3 separate regions of the Homo sapiens genome follow, and regions 1 and 2 are each linked to region 3. The links are chromatin contacts, found by Hi-C or POLR2A ChIA-PET in ENCODE. All regions are on one chromosome and are shown on one strand. Each heading gives the region's core, a stretch centred on a gene start or an enhancer-like site at or near the end of the contact. The rest is flanking DNA. Distances are from core to core; before and after follow the strand shown.

The links. A loop is a pair of places that touch in the nucleus more often than their neighbours do. ChIA-PET counts read pairs that join two places held with the same protein, here RNA polymerase II (POLR2A). Pooled maps may share reads with other maps.
Region 1: a loop to region 3 is called in a map of ascending aorta, with 2.8 times the contacts of the local background. The contact joins two enhancer-like sites. A Hi-C loop is called at or near these places in 1 of 168 maps with a recorded cell type or tissue (ascending aorta) and 8 of 50 pooled maps. POLR2A ChIA-PET finds 5 or more read pairs at or near these places in 6 of 52 experiments (HCT116, MCF 10A, PC-3 and 3 more).
Region 2: POLR2A ChIA-PET joins it to region 3 with 7 read pairs in PC-9. The contact joins the promoter of KRT7-AS here to the enhancer-like site in region 3. A Hi-C loop is called at or near these places in 1 of 37 single-sample maps with no recorded cell type and 5 of 50 pooled maps. POLR2A ChIA-PET finds 5 or more read pairs at or near these places in 7 of 52 experiments (A549, H1, HCT116 and 4 more).

What each region holds. Positions count from the first base shown.
Region 1 is chr12:52,028,480-52,031,179 of GRCh38, forward strand. All of the region lies in intron 1 of LOC124902934 (a long non-coding RNA gene), which reads left to right. It also overlaps a transcript of NR4A1 not described here. Among named protein-coding and RNA genes, the nearest start is that of NR4A1, 22 kb to the right of the region's middle. Within about 2 kb of position 1,399, at least 7 of the 41 ENCODE cell types and tissues checked have a DNase peak (open chromatin) inside an H3K27ac peak, as active enhancers do.
Region 2 is chr12:52,246,154-52,248,969 of GRCh38, forward strand. It overlaps KRT7-AS (KRT7 antisense RNA 1), which reads right to left and starts at 1,295. Exons shown (of 2, transcript NR_146274.1): 1 at 1,024-1,295; 2 at 1-315. KRT7 (keratin 7) reads left to right here. Exons shown (of 9, transcript NM_005556.4): 8 at 2,024-2,058; 9 at 2,438-2,768. The coding sequence ends at 2,607.
Region 3 is chr12:52,145,781-52,148,735 of GRCh38, forward strand. No RefSeq gene overlaps it. Among named protein-coding and RNA genes, the nearest start is that of SMIM41-AS1, 29 kb to the left of the region's middle. RefSeq lists an enhancer at 1,585-1,879. Within about 2 kb of position 1,696, at least 28 of the 41 ENCODE cell types and tissues checked have a DNase peak (open chromatin) inside an H3K27ac peak, as active enhancers do; they include HCT116, PC-3 and PC-9, where a contact is called at or near this core.

The sequences.
Region 1 (2,700 bases), core at 149-2,648, 120 kb before region 3:
AGGAGACTTGCTTGAACCCAGGAGGCGGAGGTTGCAGTGAGCTGAGATTGAGCCACTGCACTCCAGCCTCGTGACAGAGCAAGACTCCGTCTCAAACAAAACAAAAAAACAAAAAAGATACCTGCTTAAAAGACAAAAAGACCAGGCCAGGCGCGGTAGCTCATGCCTGTAATCCCAGCACTTTGGGAGGCCGAGGTGGGTGGATTACGAGGTCAGGAGTTCAAGACCAGCCTGGCCAAGATGGTGAAACCCCGTCTCTACTAAAAATACAAAAATTAGCTGGGCGTGGTGGTGGGCGCTTGTAATCCCAGCTACTTGGGAGGCTGAAGCAGAGAATTACTTGAACCCGGGAAGCGGAGGTTGCAGTGAGCCAAGATGGTGCCACTGCACTCCAGCCTGGGTGACAAAGCGAGACTCCATTTTAAAAAACAAAAACAAAAACAAAAACAAAAAGACCAAAATTCAACTTCTCCCTAAAAATATTAATGCTTTAAGTGAAATTATCTCTCTAGTATTCCCCAAATCCTTTAGTGGAATAGGCATAATAGGCACTCCCAGGGAGCTAGGACCTGTTTACTCTGATTCCAGGACCTTCTGACAGGTGGGAAGCCCCCAGCTGGAGAAGTGTGGGACATTTTCTAAAAGAGCAGTGGAAAGTGAGTGAGTTGCCCCATCTGCCTGACCACAGATTGCCTGTCCAATGACAGGAGGGACGCATACATGCACACACACTCCACCTCTCTCCTTGGTGCTCAGATGTGGGGGCAGAATTCCCCTCCAAACGCCTGCAGCAGCATTCCCTGAAGACCCTGCCTGTGCCCAGACCCTGCCCATGACTTTGCACCCTCCTTGTGTGCCTGTGGGTCCTGCAGTTCTGAGCCCATGGCCAAGGCACAGGGGAAACAGGCCCCTAATGTACTCCAGAGACGGCCGGTGTGGTGGCCCACACCTGTAATCCAACATTTTGGGAGGCTGAGGTGGGTGGATTGCTTGAGCTCAGGAGTTTGAGACCAGCCTGGGCAACAGAGTGAAACCCCGTCTCTACAAAACATACAAAAATTAGCCAGGCATGGTGGCATACACCTGTAGTCCCAGCTACTTGGGAGGCAAAAGTGGGAGGATCACTTGAGCCAGGGAGGCTGAGGCTGCAATGAGCTATGGTTGCATCACTGCATTCAAGCCTGGGCAACAGAATGAGACCCTGTCTCAAAAAACAAAAACCACACACACACAAGACAGAACACCAGAGAGCTAAGGAATACCTACCCCTCTGCCATATAAACCTGTGTGGGGAAGGGCTTGGCTTCCTTCAGTTCCCTCCCGCCTGCCTCATGTCTCTCCAGGCACTCTCCCTTGAGGGTTGTCACCGGTAACCAGAGCTGGCTCCCCTGGTGAGAGCAGGAGCAGCGTTACTTAGCAACAGGCACAGCACACAAAATCCAGCTAATCTGGGCTGCCCCAGTGGCCAGCCCTCCTACAGCCCTCAGGGCGGTGGCTGCTGGCCAGCAGCACACCCCTAGAAGTGGACACTTATAAACTTCTGCATCTTTCTACCCCAGCAAACCCTAAGTTCCAGCTTGGGCAAGAAGGACTCTTGCACACAAAGGCACAAAGACATGGGCAGGGTGTGGGCACAGGCAAGGTCTTCAGGGAATGCTGCTGCAGGGGCATTTTCTCCGCCCTCCCTGTCCCTCTCCCCTTCCTTAGGCCCTGTCTCCCTTCACAGTATCTACAGAACTCTCTGAGGCGGGGGTCCCAGCTCTGCAGCAAGCCATGAAATGAAGGGCAAATCCCTTCACCTCTGGGTAGCTCAACTTCTCTGGGAAGCAATAACATAGCAGCTCAGTGTAAGGACTTTGAGGCCACACTGGTCTGGATGCAAATCCATGCTCTGCTACTTCTCAGCTGTGTGACACTGGACATGTTTACTTAACCTTTTATTTATTTTTTATTTTGTATTATTTTTTGAGACGGAGTCTTGCTCTGCTGCCCAGGTTGGAGTGTAGTGGTGCAATCTTCGCTAACTGCAACCTCCACCTCTCAGGTTCAAGTGGTTCTCCTGCCTCAGCCTCCTGAGTAGCTGGGATTACAGGCATAGGCCACCATGCTGGGCTAATTTTTGTATTTTTAGTAGAGACGGGGTTTCATTATGTTGGCCAGTCTGGTCTCGAACTCCTGACCTCATGTGATCCGCCTGCCTTGGCCTCCCAAAGTGCTGGGATTACAGGCGCGAGCCACCACACCTGGCCTACTTAACCTTTTAGAGCCTCAGTTTCCTCAATACTAAAATAGTGCCCACCTTAGATGGCTGCTGAAAGAAGAGACAAAGGAAAAAAGTCATCGGCACAGAGTCTGGCACAAGGGCCTGTGGATTGGGCTGAGTGCTCCTCTCGCGCATCCCCAGCTCTGTCCCCCTTAGTCACTGGCCTCCAGCCACTTGCCTTACTCTGCTGCTCTAACAAGCTGGCACTCTTTCATTACTGTTTCCTCTCCCTGCAACTTATCCCTTTCCCCTAACTCTCCACCGACAAACTCCCCTCAGTTTATTTATTTTGAGATAGGGTCTCACTCTGTCGCCCAGGCTGGAGTGCAGTGGTGCTGTCACAGCTCGCTACAGCCTCAGACTCCTGGGCTCAAGTGATTCTCTCACCTCCGCCCTGAAGTAGCTGGGACCATAGTCCCGTAACACCAAGCAGGCTA
Region 2 (2,816 bases), core at 45-2,544, 100 kb after region 3:
GACTCACTTGCAGTCAGAGAGGAGGCTGGAATGGGGGAGTCTGATAGCACATTCTTCATGAACCGCATGCCACCTCTGTCTATGCAGCTGGGCCTTCATGGGCATATTGTTGGGTTCGAACTCAACCTCTTCATTCTTGGCTTGTTATAAGACACCATGGCAACAGAGAATACGTAGGACATGTTTCTGCCCTCAGGGAGGTTGCAGAGGGTGGAGGAGACAAAACATCCACAGAGGAAACCCCCAGAGACCAGTAACTTACATTTGTAAAATGCTGAGTGTATACAAGAACTTATTCTTTTCTGAGTATTATTCCTAAGGGGCCAGAGAGAGACATGACGGAGGATGAATGGAGCAGCAGGGAAGGGAATGGGGAGTGAAGGGGTGCTAGGGCCGAGGGCCTGGGTGCTGGGAGGAGAAGAGGAGACACAGGGCCGCAGGGTATGAGTAGGAGGCGGAGAGGAGGAGGAAGGGGCTTTGCCCCTGCTGCTGACCCGCCTTCTCCCTGGGTTAGCACCCAGTCTTCTTTGTGGGAAGAAGAATTAACACCAAAAGTCTCTGGGAACACAGAAGCTGATCTGGGCACAGGGAGCTCCAGCCAAGATGCCTCTCTCTGCTTTCGCCTCTCCCACAGGCACAGGGCCCCCAAATTCTCTACAACCCATACCCTGGGCCTTCTGTTGTCATAGAAGTCAGAGTTGGGGGACTCTTAGAGTGGTACCTGATCTGGCTTCCTCCCATGGGAAGAAAAGGGGACTGAAGCTCAGAAATGGTCAGTAGTGTGCCCAAGGTCACACAGCACGCAGAGACATCCTCTTCTGAAAGCTTAATCTCAGTCTGAGCTGCTGTAACCAGGCTTAGATCCGGGTACTCTGAGAGGATATGGTTCCCCCAACCCTGGGGGGATATGGAGGTAGATACCTTGCTTTTATCTCTTAACTTATCAGAGTTGTGGTCCAGAAACTCATTCAAACTGGGAGGCCTACTTTAAGAATACAAAGTTACCAAAAAAACCCCACTTACTTAGAATGAGAAAAGTCACACAGATCACTAGAGCCTTGGACATTCAGGCCTCTTCCGTCTGAGTTCCTTAGGCATCGTACCAGAAATTCTTCGAGTTGCTGCCTGACTGCAACCTGGCTCCCTCTCCCCACCCACAAGTGCCAGCAACTCCCAGCACCAGCAGGGGCCATTTAAGCAAGCCCCCTGGAAGCTTTCAGCAAACCTCTCTCTTTCCCTCAGCCTTTGCTCTGCCTGCTTCCTGGGCTTGGGGCCGCAGAGGCCAGCGAGGCTCCCTTCATTCCCTCCACCAAAGCGAGGTCTTCCCTGCCCCCACAGAGCAAACTGATCCCCAAGGCCAAGGCCTTGGTGACAATGGGACTGTGAGTCACAAAACAAACATAGCCAGCTGTCCCGAATGGATTTTTAATTTCTACTGCAAGACCTGTTTCAGCCCCACTGGCTGCTTAAAGCCACCCCCACTCCCTGCTCCTTCCTTAGTCCTGGCTGGAGCCCCATTCAATCAGTCAACGATTCACGAATTATTTTGACATATATTAAGCAATGACTTCTCCAGGCCTCATACTGGGGATAAAAGTATCAATAGGCCACAGACACCTTTAGGATTTTATGATACGGTGAGGAAAGGCAGCCATCTACATAAATAACACATACAGCTACCATTCACCGAATCCCAGGTGCTCAGGGCTTTAGACAGATTATGTCATTTAACCCTCACAGGCCCATGAATTTGGTCCTGTAGTTGGGCCCAAGGCATAGGTGGGAAATGGAGGCCCTGAGACATTGCCTGGGGTCAGGTGGCCAGTGGATAGAAGGGCCAAGGTGAACACTCCCTTCCTGCATGCCTCCTCGCTCCTTTTACAAGGCTGAAGGCAGGCTGGAAGTGTGGGGCAAGAAGGAAAAATCAATGATCCTGCTTGGGGCCTGGAAGGAGAGAGGGCTGAGAGCGCTTCCCTCCCACGCTAGGAAAGAGCCGTCCTCACTGTCTGTCCTCTGCCCCCAGGTTGGCTGGAGATGGAGTGGGAGCCGTGAATATCTGTAAGTCCTTGGCTGCGGCCCATGGGAAGCATCCCTTGTGCTGTTTAGATGGGGCTGGGTCTAGAGAATGGCAGACTGGCCCAGGGCCCTGCTGGAGGGGCCAGGAGACTCCTTCCTTTCTACAGGGATTGACAGGTCCCCTGGAGCACATACTGCCAGGCTCAATGGCCTGGGAAGCACTACAAGAGGGCAGGGTGGGGCCAGGAGCACCTGGGGAGCAGCCCTACCCCTGTCAGATGCTCCTTCTGGGTTGGCCCATGGAGGGGGGCAGGGGTGAGGGAGAGGGGCAGCTGGGGCAGGAGGGTGGGGTGCAGTGAAGGGATGGGGTCCCTGGTAGGGAGCCTCACGCTGAAGAGAGCCCTCCTCTTTTCTCTCCCAGCTGTGATGAATTCCACTGGTGGCAGTAGCAGTGGCGGTGGCATTGGGCTGACCCTCGGGGGAACCATGGGCAGCAATGCCCTGAGCTTCTCCAGCAGTGCGGGTCCTGGGCTCCTGAAGGCTTATTCCATCCGGACCGCATCCGCCAGTCGCAGGAGTGCCCGCGACTGAGCCGCCTCCCACCACTCCACTCCTCCAGCCACCACCCACAATCACAAGAAGATTCCCACCCCTGCCTCCCATGCCTGGTCCCAAGACAGTGAGACAGTCTGGAAAGTGATGTCAGAATAGCTTCCAATAAAGCAGCCTCATTCTGAGGCCTGAGTGATCCACGTGCCTGGTATCCTGGCTTCATGAGGCTGGGCAGGGGAAAAGACGGG
Region 3 (2,955 bases), core at 446-2,945:
TGAGTCTGAATGACCCCCTACAAGTCTTGCCATAAAGCCACTGGTGCTGGGAGGGCGTCTGCTGTTCTTAGTGGGGAACACGTCATGTCCCCAGCCCCTGTCCCTCTGTGTCAGCTCCCAGCCTGGGCGTGCACAGTCGGGTGCAGCAGAGGCTCCTGATGGCTGGACAGGGGGCCAGTGTGGGCGCAGTGTGGGCAGTCTGAGCACAAGTGGGGTTTGTGGGCAGTGTGGATGCTGGGGGGCTTAGCGGAGGGTTACTGGAGACGATAGAGGTGTGCGGTGCTCCTGGGCTATAGAATAGGGAGGAGGATTAGAAAGGGCCTGGGAAGGCAAGGCTTGGAGGGCTGGTTAGGTTTTGGAGCAGTGGTTGGGCTGACAATGGAATTTTGGGCACACAGATGATCTGAGAGGGGTGAGGGTCAGAGCTGGGGTTTAGGATGGGATTGGTTTAGGGCTGGGTTGTGAGGATGGAGTAGGGCTTGAGCACAGAGAAGCAAGTAGAGTTTGGGGCACAGTTCAAATTTGGGGTTAGGGTTGGGATTAGTACCATGTCAGATGAAGGGATGGATTCAGGGCTGAGGGTGAGGGCCATTTGCAGTTAGCACCGGGCACAGCTCGGGGTTGGGTGAGGCTGGGTCAGGGCGAGGGCTTCTGGGGTAGGATCAGGTGCGTGGGGCCTGCTGAGAGTGTCCGAGGATCTGCTCGTTCTGCCCTGTGGTGTCCCTGATGGGCTTTTTCTCCCTTTTTGCAGGGTTGCTCTCAGCTATGGCCTTGGTTGGAGACCCAGCTGGTGGCCAGACCCCACCACCCTTTGGGTTTGGACCAGGGCTCCAGGAGGTGGCATCCTGCAGTGGAGCCCCAGACTCTCCAGGGATGGAGTATCAGCTGAAGCAGGGGCCCCCATTTCACACTGGAAAGGGCCTGGGGTTTGGGGTTCCCCCCTGCCGGGGAATCCAGGGTCCCCACCCCTGCCTGCTGCCTGCCCTCCTGCCTCGGCCTCACTCTGGGTCCTTGTCTGGGAACCTTAGCACCTTCTTTGAGCCGCTGGTGGTGTTGGCGCACTTAGCAGAGCAAGCCCTGGCCCCTTTCCTCACAAACCTCACTCCCAGGTCTAGGCGGGGAGGCTGGGCTGCTCCTCATTGTCTTAAGCAGAGCGGTCACCTGAAGGCCTGGCCGTCTCACCTTGTCATGATTCCTCCACATTTGAGAGTGACGGAGGGGCAGGGAGTCAGGGCTGTGTCCACAGTGTGTCCTCAACCCAGACTGAGCCAGGCCCATGGCTCTCACTGAGGTCCTCTCCTTCTGCCTTGGTTTCCCTCTGAGTCCAGCCCCATGGGGAAGCTGGGCTCCTGGGCCTCAGGCCTGATGCTCCCTGTGCCAGGGCCTGTCCCCTGCTACTGCACTGAGCTGGAGTCGGGGGCCTGGTTGTGGGCTTCTGCTCCTGGTCTCAGCGAGACCTCCAGGCTTCCTTGGGCCCAGCTCCTCATCTCAGCCGGTCGCACCTGGGCAAGTCCAGTCAGTGTGAGGGGCTACTTCGGTTTCCTCACTGTGGCAGGGATTGGGGGAGCTCCTGAGCCCTGGGCTGGGGTGGGTCCGGAGGGGTGGGGGCTCCTGGCTGGGCTGGGTGTGCCTGTATGTGACTCAGGCTGGATGCCCAGGCCCTGAGCTGGCGGCTTTGTTCTCCCACTGGCCGGGTAGGGTGCGTGCTGCAGCCCTGAGTCACCCGGGTGTGGCCGAGCTGCTGGCGGGACACCAGAGCCATACACCGCCACACTCACAGAGATCCACACACTGGAGCTCAGGACACGGCGCCCTGAGAGCGGAGGGCCCCCCTGGTGTGGGTGCCGTCACTGGTGCCTTTCCCTCGGTGGTGCTGTGAGACATTCCCAAGAAGCTCCTTGGTGACTAAGGGCCCTGTGCTCCTGGAGCAAACTCAGCTGTTTGCTGAGAAGGCCTTCCTTCTCTTCGTGGTTACTCCCTGGTTAGGGCCTGGAGGGGGACCTGCAGGCACAGCTGGAGACCCTGAGGGGCACACAGAGCCTTCCCCCGCTGCCTGATAAAGGGCATATGCAGGTGACCATGTGCCATCTGTCCAAACTGTGCACCCACTGGATCCTTGAAACAGTTCTGAGAGGAAGGTGCATTGTTCCCACTTTACAGATGCGGACACCGGGGTTGCTAATAGTTGTCCAGAGTCACCCGACTAGCATGTGTCCCACTGGGACGCTCCTCCTCAGGTGCTCTGTGTGGCCTGGTCCCGGCCCTTCCTCCACTTCAGTCCAGCTCACCACTAGGACCCCCTCGACACCACCCCTCGCTCAGTCAGGCAGGGGCCCACAGGGCCTGGGGCCAGATCTTCCCATGGGGAGTTGTGTCACTGTCCCTCCCAGGCATGGGGCCTGGCGCCCAGGCCCCTCCACTGCCTCTGAGGATGAAGACACAGGGCTCTGCTGGACTCCCTGGAGCGGCCCTGACCTGCTTTCTCTGGGCTAACAGTGGGAGGTCCTGGGGGACCTCCCTACTTGGGGGATCCAGGCCTCACTGCCCCCAGGGACAGCGCAGGAAGTGTGTGCATATCTGTGTGTGTGGGATGGGGCAGGAGAGGCAGCTTGGCTTATACCGGGTGTTGGGGGAAAGCAGTGCAGGTTCGGGGAACCTGGGCCCTGAACTGCATGTGGACAGCCCCCTCCCACAAGGGTGAGGATGGGCACACAGGGGCCCTGCATCCTAGGCCAGGCTTGGGTTCTCGGAGGCCAGCTGGAGCTCGCCTGCTTTTCTCAGGTAGACCAGGGTCTGCTACAGACCCTGCTGCCCCCAGAAAGGCCTAGCCTGGTGCAGTGGGGTGAGCGGGCGGGGTGTGGCCCCAGGAGCTGGCCCCACCCCCTGCACCACCCTGCTTTGTCAGAAGCTGTTTGAGGCAGAGAATAAAGCACCTTATTAGGTAAGAAATGCCTT